2 separate regions of the Homo sapiens genome follow, and region 1 is linked to region 2. The links are chromatin contacts, found by Hi-C or POLR2A ChIA-PET in ENCODE. All regions are on one chromosome and are shown on one strand. Each heading gives the region's core, a stretch centred on a gene start or an enhancer-like site at or near the end of the contact. The rest is flanking DNA. Distances are from core to core; before and after follow the strand shown.

What was found. A loop is a pair of places that touch in the nucleus more often than their neighbours do. ChIA-PET counts read pairs that join two places held with the same protein, here RNA polymerase II (POLR2A). Pooled maps may share reads with other maps.
Region 1: a map with no recorded cell type shows a loop between it and region 2 (2.2-fold over the local background). The contact joins two enhancer-like sites. A Hi-C loop is called at or near these places in 3 of 37 single-sample maps with no recorded cell type and 1 of 50 pooled maps. POLR2A ChIA-PET finds 5 or more read pairs at or near these places in 3 of 52 experiments (A673, IMR-90 and MCF 10A).

Annotation. Positions count from the first base shown.
Region 1 is chr4:101,261,975-101,268,563 of GRCh38, reverse strand. The region is part of intron 1 of PPP3CA (protein phosphatase 3 catalytic subunit alpha); the gene reads left to right. Among named protein-coding and RNA genes, the nearest start is that of MIR8066, 24 kb to the right of the region's middle. Within about 2 kb of position 2,988, at least 2 of the 41 ENCODE cell types and tissues checked have a DNase peak (open chromatin) inside an H3K27ac peak, as active enhancers do.
Region 2 is chr4:101,079,971-101,086,497 of GRCh38, reverse strand. PPP3CA (protein phosphatase 3 catalytic subunit alpha) reads left to right here. Exons shown (of 14, transcript NM_000944.5): 7 at 3,235-3,312; 8 at 5,872-5,966. Among named protein-coding and RNA genes, the nearest start is that of MIR8066, 160 kb to the left of the region's middle. Within about 2 kb of position 1,782, at least 3 of the 41 ENCODE cell types and tissues checked have a DNase peak (open chromatin) inside an H3K27ac peak, as active enhancers do.

The DNA.
Region 1 (6,589 bases), core at 1,739-4,238, 180 kb before region 2:
ATGTATTGTTGACTGTCCGAGTTGCAGGTTTTTATAGTGGTATAGACATATTTAGGGTACTATTGTAGAGGAAGATGGTTTTACGTATTTAAGTTGATTTCAGCATTGTGGTCCTATGGCACCATAAAAACTGTGAGGTTGGAATTCTCTGAAATTGTTGAAGGCCTACGAATTACTGTGTACCAGCTTAAGAATGTAATCACTGAGATGTGACAGAATTTTGCCTTCTTTTCTCAGACTTCTCTCACCGATGATTAGGTGCAGGTATTTTTGCAGAAAAGAAGTAATACCTCTTTTCCATTTGCTTTAGTTGAAAATTAATGAGAATTTATCAATTTTTCTTCTTCATATTGATTTTTATTATTGTTATTGTTACTTATTTATGTTTTTTAGAGAGTGGATCTCTCTATGTTCCCCAGGCTGGAGTTCAGTGGCACAATCATAGCTCACTGCAACCTTAAACTTCTGGACTCAAGTAATCCTCCTGCTTCATCCTCCCAAGTAGCTGGAACTATAGGCACATACCACCATGCTTGGCTAACTTGTTAATATTTTTGTAGAGACGAGGTCTCATCATGTTGGTTAGGCATATTGATTTTAACTCAGGCTATCAAATATAGTCCCTGAAAAGGAGGAAATTATTTATTTCAACTAAAAAGGTTTTAAAAGTTTAAAAACCATCTTCTTATGCAAGTTAACAATAGTATCGATAGTATAAATATTAATAGTGGAGTAAATATTGGTGTATAAACTATGGTTATAAATTCTTGCACAATACAAATCTCATCTTGGACTCAATTTATTGAACATTTTTAGTAATTTTGTCAGTCTGGAGTTCACTTTTGTTACTAGTATAAATTGCATTTTCCAGAGATAGCGTATGTTAATATTAATCTGCCTGGACACATTTCCCTACACTTCTTTGTCAGATTAGGTGTCATCTCCTTTAGAGGCCATTCCTCAGATCCGCTTATCCCCTCCTGCCTCCCATCTCAGTATAGTACGGGCTTCATGCACTTCCATTATTAAACTTTATGCTTATAGCCCTCAAAAGCAGGAGTCGTAGCACAGTTTCTGTACTGTAATTATTTGATTACTTGGTTGTCTTTCACACTAAATAATGAGTACCTGAACTACAAGGACATTGTAATCCCAAGTATATAACACAATTCCTAGCGTATCATAGGCCCTGAGAAATATTGGTTGGAAAGAAATCTTTATTCACATTTATGGATAATTCATACCTATTATGTGTTACATTGGCTTGTGAAAACCTTTGATTCTGTGGAAATTGAATTTTATTCAACTTTTAGATGAGCCATTAATTCTATATTTAATGCATATTCTGCACAGTACATGGATTATCCACTAATATACTTTTTTCTAACACTGAAGTAATTAAGTTCCATTATCTAGAGTCCTCCTACTCAGTTTGAGGTTGTGGAAATCTGTGTATACATATTATTTCATTCCTAGTTAACTGAGGACGCCCCAGGGCAGAGGCAGATTGGTAATAAGGTCTGACTTCACACCATGGCCCTATCAGTGGTCTGAAAAAGACAGCTAGGCATGGTATTCTGAAAAGGACAGCTAGGGGTGTTCGTCTGTCTCATGCTCCTACAGAATTTGGCTTAAATGAAGAAAATAGTTGGTCACATTCTCTATATGAGAGAGGACAGTATCAGTAATCAATAATGATTGAGCAATTGCTACTTACTTTCTCCTTTTATACCCAGAGATACTACTGGAAAGATACTGTTCTCTTAATTTTCTTTAGTGAATGTGTTTGTGTTTGCTACACATAGCCCCTAATTTTAAATTTCACTTTCACTAGTTGAACTCAGGTTCAATTGCTAGACCTGTATGGACTGGTCTAGTATGGACTGTACTCTTGTTTCTCATCCAGTCATCTCTGAGTCTGTCAATGTAAAGAAATTTCTTCATGTTTATCCCAACCTTGATATTTCCTTGAGATTTCATTAGGCCATCTTTAATTATAGGTTTTTAATTTTGTTTTTAATGGACAGTTGATATAGACTGAATAACACTGTGATTTTAAATGAGAAAGATTAATCACGCTATATAATACTGTAACTGATTTTTATAATGTAGTAGTAACCATTCTTATAATTTAGTAGTAAACATAGCTAGGGCCATATCTAAATTTAATAACTTGATTGAAAAATGCATTCACTTAATAATCCTATTTATTTTTTGTACCTATGATGTAAATACTTATGATGTAAGATATAAATAGTAAATGTATAGAGCTGTATGCAACTTTTATTCTCTTTATTTTCTTCTGTTAGTAATTTACTGGCTTTACATATTTTGACAGAGTTAAAAGAATAAGAATATGGGAACTGATGTAAGAAAATACAGAGTTTTCATGAAAAGTAGAGGAAATAGGTGAGGTAAGAAATAGTGAAAACAGTCTGGAATTATTAATTATTATTATATCTAAGTCACTTGGTAAGAAAGTAAATAAACCTGTTGAGGTATAAATTATTTTACTTCCTCTTTGTGTATGTAAAGGTAGTTCTATATATAAAGGTGATTCATCCACAGGCAGTAACATGTAAATTCCATAATCCCTCTGTATGCTATCACAAATACATTAAAGAAACACTTTTTTTTTCTAGGTAGAGCATGTGAGCTGCATTATCTTAAAGACGTTTATGTTGCTTTCTATGTTTATTCCCCTCTATTACATGACCAGGTCTTTCTCTACTTTGTAAGTGAATGACCAGTGGAGTTTCTTAGATGGTTTAATTTTGTTATTTTGGGATCAGGGTAAATGAGTTATGTTTGTTTTGAAGCAGTGTTTGTATATCTGTTGTTTATCTTGTGTGGTTTTTATTTGGGTTATCATTTGACTTTGGAATTTAGCCACTCCTTACCTTTCATTCATCTTCTCCTTCAAAATGCTGACACAAGCAGAGAAGTGAATGAACAAAAACTCACTGTTTGTATTTATTCATGTTTCCAAGTGATTCATGTTTAGTTATCCTTTCCTTGAATCACCATTCATTAAAAGTGGTTTGGTCTTCTTTATGCCTATCTTCTCTGTTTGTGATAATCTTTCTATTCTTTGGGATTCAGGTCAATTTACTAAGAAAAACTCATGATTAAATATCTTGAAGAAAGCAGACATGGGCTGGGTGCTATGGCACACACCTGTAATCCCAGCAGTTTGGGAGGCTGAGGTGGAAAGATTACTTGAGCCCAGGAGTTTCAGACTGGCCTGGGCAACAGAGCAAGACCCTGTCTCTACAAATAAATAAAAAAAATAAATAAAAGAGTAGCTGGCTCCCAGCTACTCAGGAGGCTGAGGCAGGAGGATCGCTTAAGCCCAGGAGGTCAAGGCTGCAGTGAGCCCTGTTTGCACCACTACTGCAGCCTGGGTGACAGAGGGAGACTCTGGAAAACAGGCTCTATTGCATTATTTCATATGGCTAACAAATTATAACCTACAATACAACAAAATTCAGCCAAATTCTTATGGATATAGTGGTAATATAAATTTTTGGTTTCTCTCCTGAATTGTTTTTCTTTTAATCGTCTAGACCAGAGCTGAAGGCTACTTCCCCCTCAGAGAGAATTGTTTGGCCTAAAAGAGATTTAAACAGTTTGTATTAGTTTCCATCATAGGGGATTCAGAAGATAAAATCTGACTTTTCCCTGCTACCTCCTTTAATAAGGGCATATATCACCAGAACTCTACCTTGCCTCCTCTATCCTGTCTTCCCTCATACATGCTATGTTTACTTTGCCTCCCCTGGCTCCTATAGGCATTTGAGTTTGTTGTCTTTTCTTGAATGATTAAATGAGATATTTGCTTAGTGATTATTTGAACTTAATAAACCATTGTGAGAAATTGAAGGTCACTGTGCAACTGGGCTTTTAGAATCTGGATTTACACTGAGACTGAGGGACAAAGATCTGCACAACAAACTGAATTTTATGTGCATTTGTACATTTTGCATTTTTCTGTATGTTAAATAGTAATTGCTTGCTGGTCTCAAAAAACTGATTCATGAAGAATGTTTTCAAAGGAAATGTTTTTCCTTCCTTCTTTTATTTTAATTTTTTCTTTTTGTTAACTTTCTTTTTCTTGCCCTGTCTTAAGGTGCTGATTTTTCCTGCCTTCGTATGCCTTAGAAGTCATTTCAGTTTTCATATTAAACTAAAGATTAAAAAAAGACTCAATTCCTATTAAAATTAAAAAGTCAAAAAATTCAAATGCAACTGTGAGCTACAGTGACTTCTCATTTACTAATAAAGTGCTGGGTCATAAAAAATAAATAAAAAGGAAGGACAGACAACAGAAACAGTTCCTGCCTTGGGGGAAAAAGACATGGGGGAAAAAGATATGAAAATGATTCATGCCTTATTTCATTTATTTGATGTAAATGAAGAACTTTATGTGAAGACATATTACTTTTTATGTCTATTTTGAAATCTAGACATAGACTTCGATATTGGGGTCAAATTGCTAATTTAAGTACTGTGAGAATCAGTGTACTAAGCTAATCTTGTGAAAAGATGGTTTTGGATGGAGACTCTTCCCAGTAATTATTACGGAGTTAAGGCACCCTTTTTACCATCTTCTCTGTCAACCTAACTGACATGAATTTCTAACCTGGTAAAGTGAGAAGAGTGATCAGGAGAAGATAATTTGCATAGTATATATAGATTTCTATTCCATTTATATAAAACCCTTGAATGGTACCTTAGTAGAAACAATATAAAATAAAGCTAATATGGGTTAGATGATAATGTGGTTAAGTGGATTTTTTTTTCCTGTCTGAACAAAAGAACTGACAATTTAATCAATAGACCCCTGTCAGTCTGGAGAGATGCTTCTAGTGGTCAGCACGGCACTCTGGTCTTTGTGTGTGCATATGGGTGGGGGCAGGGCAGGGTGTTGCATTTTCCCATTAATCATGGTAAACATTAAAAAAAAAACACTAGATATCAAAATGGAAATGTAAAGTTGACAGTGGAAAACAATTTAGAATTTTAGAAAGTTACCTTAATTGACAGTAAGGAACACACCTTGTCTGTCTTTTCTTGTGAGCCTTATTGCCCTCTGTGAAGGAAGTATTAACAAAAACATTTGTTTGTTGATTATAAGATTGAATGAGATACACCACATCTTTTACAGTAACAGGGACAAGAATGGCACTGATGCCTAGACCCCACTCTTAGAAATTCTGATTTAATTTATCTGGAATGGGGTCTAAGCAGTAGTTTTTTGTGTAAACTCTTCAGACAATTGGACTGTCCAACCAGAGTTAAAGGGTCACTGGACTAGTCAGTCTAAGATTTTCTGAGGCGGAGCAAAGATGACATATTCCCACATACTCTGCAATAGCTACTGCTGCCTAGTGACATGTATTTGTCCTGAATTTTTTCTTGATAAGATTGAAAGCTAAAGAAAATGAAAAATATCTCTCAAGGATAGGGGATTCAAGTGTTCAGCTTAATTTTATCTTCCCAACCATGTACACACAGTATGCACTGCATTGTGCATCATAAGCTCATTCTCTTTATAGCTGCTGTGGATTCTATTGGTATATTTTCAGTGTTGTTTCTCTCCAGTTGAGTGCTCTTCTGCACCTTCCTCCTTCCTTTGTTTTTCTGTCCCTTCCCCTGACAGAGAGCCTACAAGGGCCACAGGGTTAACCATGTGTGTAAAGCTTAATACAAATTTTCTTCTTAGCAAAGTAGCCAGCCCACTAACTATGGGAGTAAGGTGGTCAGGTGGATAGTTAGAGCTCACATAAGCTTGACACACATTTTTCTGATTATTCCTAGAAGGCACACATACAGTTGAAAGTTATGGAGTATGCCATATTCCAGGAGAACAAAACCATGAGAGTCAGGAGACCTGCATCATAGTCTGAGAGGTTTAGAGTCCACCTAACTTCATGTGTTTGAGCACCTTACTTACCTGCCTCTATCTCATTTTCTTCTCTGCAAAATGAGAAGCTCAAACTAGCCACTTCCTAAGGTTCCCTCTAGCCTTTACAATATGAAGTGCCATTTTATTTTTATTACTAGTTTAAGAGAACATAAGCATCCACTTGTTGCTAAGTATTCTTTTCCCAACATAAAAAGGAAACCCAGACAAAAAATAAATACAAATTAAAGATTTCAATAATGTAAATAATTATATATACTTATATTTGGGTTGTTTTAATTGGAATGTGCCTTAACGATATGAATTAAGACATTACCAGACCAGAAATATTTCAATCTTGGATGAGGGAGAAGACTGGAGGGGTTTGTATATACTCTTGTTATTAATTTCACTTAAAGTGCTTCTGTAAAGTATAGATAACACTGCCTTTGACTGCCTATTTGCAGAGTGATTATTAGTAAAATGAGGGGGGACTTGGTGGATACTTCTTTTTTTGCTAAAGAAAAAAATAAATGTAATATAAAAACTGCTGAGGTAAAAATCGGTCTTTGTATTTACCTTAGTTCCTGGTCAGTTTTTAATTCATTGAATAATTCTTAGAAAAATCATTGAATGTATTTTTTTTGTTATTGTATAGGAAGGTTAATAAGCTCTCTGAATATT
Region 2 (6,527 bases), core at 533-3,032:
ATCTGGGAGATTAAACTCAAGGTTGAAAATATAGTTCAATATGATATAGAAACAAATACAAGAGAATAAACAGAATTAATCTAATAGTAACTGTTTGCTCTACTGCCAAGCCAATTTTTCTACCATTTATTACATTTTTTTCTTTTCTACCTTCCTTATCTTTGTTCCTATTCACTCAGCTTCTGATGATCCCTCTTCTTTTCCGAGCAGAATTCTAACCCCTTTCCTATCTACCAATCTGCATACGTCATTCTCTTTAATATATAACAAAAGATAGATATTTTTCAAAAAGATTTCTCTGATTAATTTCAGATGCTTTCTTGCTTGCTTTATAATATCTTTATAAAACTTCTATTTTATCTTCAATGTGTTTTATAATATAGTAATTTTTTAAAAATATTTTTTATAATGCTTTATGTTCCTAAGATAATAAATACCCTTAGGACAGAAACCTGCCTTGAACTTATACCGCCCCTCCCTGTAGCTAATACTGTCTTCTAACAAATGGAACAATCATCACTGGGCCTCTGCTAAATTACTGGGGAATAAGTGATTTTTCATCTCTTTGGGGTGTTTAGGTGTTAGCAATATGCTTTTCCTGCCGTTCTCTCTCTCTCGCTCTTTCTCTCTCTCTCTCTCTGTGTGTGTGTGTGTGTGTGTGTATATACGCAGTGCTTTTCAGCTTGAACATTTTGTGATTTGTGATAATTTCCATTAAAAAGCATAAAAGTGGAACAGAGTTTCTGTTTCTCTTTTCTAATACTATTAGAAACTTCTGTATATCCTAGGTAAATAGTTCAGCAACAGTGGGAATCTAGATGATATTCAAGTATTGTCTAGATCTATGAGGAAAATGTTGGTATTTCTTTGAAAAGCTGAGTATATGATGGCATATGTTTTGAAAATGTCTGAAGTTTTTCTTCAAAATGAATTCCCTCCAAGTCAATAATGCAAATACTCCTCACTTAATGCTGTTAACCTAGCAAATTGGCACTTGATTAATTTTATTTTTTTCAGATTTCCAATAAAAATCAGGTATATATTTTCATGGGGAAAAACTTAGCTTAAACACATAAGGGTATCAAACTTAGTGTGACGAAAATATTTTAAAATTATTCTTTCTTAAGAATAGTGTAAGTTGTTCCAAAAGGGCAAATAAGAAAGGGCAACTAAGTCGTTTACCAAGGGCAAAAAAGTGACAGACATAGTCAGGCAACCTGTCTGACAGTGGTAACAAGACAGTATACTTCTATACAGAGGCATTGCGAAGGCACAAGGAATTTAAGTGAAGGCCTCAAAAAAAGAAAAAAGATAGGGAAGGAACATTTATTGAGAACCTATTCTGTGCCCCTTAGCTGGGCCTTTTATAGCTAATATATACCAAACAAATCTGCTGTTTTTGAAAGACCAACCAGTATCTCTGAAAGTAAAGTGGTTTTTTCTTTGTTTTTGTTTTTGTTTTTTTTCTCTGACACACACTTACCTGGAAAGGTCGTATATTCACTTTTCTTTAAGCAGAACAGAAGCCTTTGAAGACACATGTTGGTCAACACCTGATTCTGGGTACCAGATGGGCATGTTTCCATGCAGAGACTGGGCCATCCTCTCCAGTTTCTAAGATACACTCATGTTCATCAGTTAGATGTTTTATTTATTGAATTGACTGGGGACAACTAGGAAGTGGAGGCCCCATGATTATCTCCTCTTTTTCTCCCTTTCTCTTACAAAACACACTACACATGGGCACATGAACAGAGACTGTTTTCAGTTTCAGATCCCTTTTTGCCAAAGAACTGAATCTTTTTTATAGTCAGTATCTCTATAACTGTATGTTATCTTTCTTTTTTTTTTTTTGAGATGGAGTTTCACTCTTGTCGCCCAGGCTGGAGTGCAATGGTGCGTTCTCGACTCACTGCAACCTCCACCTCCTGGGTTCAAGCGATTCTCCTGCCTCAGCCTCCCGAGTAGTTGGGATTACAGGCGCCCACCCCTAAGCCTGGCTAGTTTTTTGTATTTTTAGTAAGAGACAGGGTTTCACCACATTGGCAAGGCTGGTCTCGAACTCCTGACCTCAGGTGATCTGCCCGCCTCTGCCTCCCAAAGTGCTGGGATTACAGGTGTGACCCACGATGCCCGGCCAACTGTATGTTATCTTAATGATAATTTTTTCCTGTTGGTCAGGGAATTTGTACAAAATGTGTAACACAGAAACTATCTTTTCTTTTATAATAAATTATTTGAATAACATACATTACTAGAATGTTTCCCTGCAGTGCTATTTTTATAATTGATGAATGTTTTCAATGGTATATAGTTTAAGTTCTAGTGAATATTTGCAGTTTGAATATTGGTTTTCTGTACCTTGATTTGCATTGTCAAAAATTTATTTTTATAATACACATTTGTTTCATTAAAAGTTCTTAGAGCAGAGACATAATGACTGTAAAAGGTTTTTCAGGTTTAATTTATGATTTGAATTTCATTTATAATGAAGTTATTTGAGTTTGAGACTCTTAAAAGACAAACATAATTGTATATTGGATGTTTTATTTAGTCAAGATAGATAAGTCTTAAGATAAAGTTCTGCTGATCATATTTAAAGGACAAATTCTAAAGCCTTGTGAATATCCATAATTTTGTTTAGGTTTTGAATGATATAATCATCTTATTGTACCCATAATGTTAGATAAAGCAATAACTTGATTTCCCACCGTATGGGAGGAGTCTTAAATCTGGGAGATTATAGAAACAAAAATAATTAGGAGGCAGAAGAGAGCATATGTATTCTCTTCTGCCTGCAAACTCAGTTATCTCTGTTGTATACACATACATGCACACATATGCACAAATGGTGCAATATTTGAGAAAATTGAGACTTATATTTTAAATTCATTATCTTGTTATAGTTATGCTCCGTTCACTTTGTCTTTAAATGTAGACTTTTAAAAATTTATTTTTCTGAGAGTGGACACTTTCCTAATGTTTTATAATGGCTTATGTTTTTTCCCCCAGTTCATGCACCTCAACCCCTTTCTGATTATGTAAAAAGTACAGCTGTAGATGCTTTTTCTGCCACAAGGATAAACTTGGCCTTAGAGTCAAGAGGCTTGTTTCATGAATGATGTATGTTTGATTATCTTTGATCCAGTCACATAGATCTGGATGTTAGAGATAAATGTGCTACTCCTGATGATTTCCTAACAGATGCTTCCCTTTTCTTTTTGTCTCTGGCAGTTACCCGGCTGTATGTGAATTCTTACAGCACAATAACTTGTTATCTATACTCCGAGCCCACGAAGCCCAAGATGCAGGGTGAGCAGTTTTGAGCATTTATAAAAACCATGCATTGTCCATTTTCCAGAACTTCCTCACTTTGCTTAGGCTCTGCAGGTTCCCTTTTACCAGGCTCACTCCCAAAAGGAATTAGAGCTTAAAATTATCTTCTGATGGATGACACAGGTATGACAGAGTCCTAGGGAATGAATGGCTGCAGATGTATCGTACAGTCTCCCGTAAAGTTCTTACATCTTTAGCCTGAACAAGTCCATTTTCAGCTTGATTTCTTAAGTACTGTAAGGGCACCTCCTCTTATTCCTCTCAATTGTTGCATTTACACTGTCATATAAGTGAGTAAATTACCAGCTACTTTTCAGTCTTGTTGAAAATATGAATGAGAATTATACTAAATATTTAACAGGTATTGCACATTTTACTGTTGTTTTAAAGAATACCATTCCTAATCCTGAATACCATTCCTGATCCCTGTAATATCCCTGATTTTAAAGGGAAAGGAATAGGGACATCTTTAAAAACAGGGAAAAGTTTATGTTCTAACTAGCAAATGATTAAATAAAGTTGATTTTGTCTCACCTGGTAAGTTTCTAAGATGTAGAACAATTTTGGAGGTTTAGAAAATTATGAAATTTCAGATGTTCACTTTAATAGTATATTAAATCTACATTAGGGAGAAATTAGACTACTTTTAAGATTTGAGGTCTGATACCGTTTCCCAGTAGGCTCCACTGAAAGGCATTGCTTCCCTTTGAATAATTAAACTCATCCCTTCATAGTCTAGGTTTTCTGAAAAGTAGTAGCACTTCTTTTTATAACCTGTGTGCTGAAATTGGGAATATAGATACCTGCATTTTGAAGGAGGCCCATGTCTATGACATCCCTGAATCAAGGAAGATACCAAGTTCATTTCACAATTAGCTGTTTTCAAGCAATCAGTCAACAGGTGTGAACGGATCCAGTGTTATATACTCACTGTTTTGTAGCTGATGTTTGAAGTAACCTGTTTATATACCCAACCAGTCAGGTCTTCAAATAATTGTTCTCACTTGTCAAGGCTATGGTGTCACTATGCTATTTTGGCTGTGTTCCAGTCGGCTGACTGCCCATTTTTGGCAGATTTATCCTGATTGCACTACCTACCCATAACCACTGGCTTACTTGAATGTGTGTTAAGTGCATCAGTTAATATCAAGTATTTTTGTTTAAAATGAGAAGTTGATTGATTCATTGGAAAAATTGAGATTATGTCATCCAGTTTCTTTGTTTTTGTTTGTTGTCAAGTAGGCATAGTCACCCTCTGTCTATAAAGTCAAGGTACTAGGATTAAGAGTGAAACTGTCTTTCACATGGATTTTGTTTCCATAACGAAGCTCAGTTCCATAATCAGAATACATACTTTTAGAACATTTCAAAAGGTTTTTAAGGGGGCATTTTCTTTTATAGTATGACCAAGTTCCAAAAAGAGAGGACTCACAGTGTTTTTAAAATTATAAATGTTAAGGTGGCTGTTTATCTATCTAAAGATACTTTTTGAGCTGCTTTTAGAACCTAACTATATTAGGCACGGTTCAGTCTACCAGAAATAAATGACACAGATCAACGAAGAAATGATAAAATGTTGTTTTGAAGAGGTATTTCTAAACTGATACTCCTAAAATTGATTACACAGAAGTCATGAGATACATTTTTATCCTTATGTAAAAGAGACACAGTCACCTGTATTTTTAATTGAGAACTAAAGTGTTACATTATAAATTATTTCTGCTTAGTAACTGGATTGTTGGTTTATTTCCAAAGTTCTTGTGCATGTTCTGTTTCATTACTGATTGATTAAATATTACCCTGCTGAGACAATAATCTTTGACCTGTAGACACCAGCAGAGATTGGTAATAAATAAAATTCTAAAATAGAAACAGTCTCAATTTGTAAAATTTCATAGATTTAAGGGGACATTCTTTTTAAAGAAAATTACTTAGTCTAGGCAAAAATGCTTGTATATACTGCATCTAGGAATTGCATTAAATCTATGAATTAAATCTAATTATTAATCTAAAAATTCATAAATTTAAGGGGACATTCTTCTTAAAATCACTTAGTCTAGGCAAAATGCTTTACAGAATATTGTGGATTTATCAGATAATTGGCCTGGTTATTAGTGGTAAGTCTTTGTATCTTGCTCTACTTATTTGGTCTTTTTATGTCAAAAATGTTGACAACATTTTGAAAATTTTGGGTGGGTACAAAGTATCTGTGTGCACTAATCAGCCTTCTGTTGAACACATGGAAATGAATTATGATTTTCCAATGAATTCCACCCTCTCTTGAGGTTTGCTAACTTAGAAAATACCTGTTTGGAAATTTTACATATGAATGTATGTTTTCATACCCACCCCCCTGAAATGTATTAATACCTGTGTATAACAGGCTTCAGAGATAAATTTTTATTTAGTGTTATATGATTGGAGGCCCTTTGAATGATGGAACTTGACTCATCTAATTTTCTATTTCTCAATCTATGATTTGATATTATCTTTTTTCCATACAAGCTTTGTTTTGACTGTATTTGTTCTTTTTAGGTACCGCATGTACAGGAAAAGCCAAACAACAGGCTTCCCTTCTCTAATTACAATTTTTTCAGCACCAAATTACTTAGATGTATACAATAACAAAGGTAAGTGTTTTTAAATACCTCTTGCAGTCTTACATAATATGTGTAATAATTCTTAAGCCGTTTTATTTTGGTTTGGTCTTAAGTATTTTAACCAGTCTTTTTTTTTAAAATTTTTTCAGTTATTGTTTCATGCATACTTTGTGATTATCCTCAAAGATACAGATTCAAATTTGGTCAGAGATTGGGCTTATGCACTATTAATTTTTTAAATGTTTTCTAGGACATTTTAATTTTTAGCAGGGTTGACAGCTGCTGCTCTAGTAGACAAAGACTTTAAAAGAAATAATAATTGGAAATAATCCAAAATCATGCTTCTTAAAAAGAATTTGGATTTAAATAGAATAAGTGTGATTGTCCATGGAAAGGATCAAGAAAAATAAAAAATAAACCCAGTAGCTTGAAATTCAAATTTGAATTGCATTTATTGAGTATCTACCATGAATCAGTTCCTATGCTAGGCAAGTACATGTTTATTTCTTTAAAAAGCAAAAAAAAGTAAACTTCAAGGTAAATATTATTAGCTACTCTACCTCCTCCTTCTTTAATATGCAGACTGAGTTC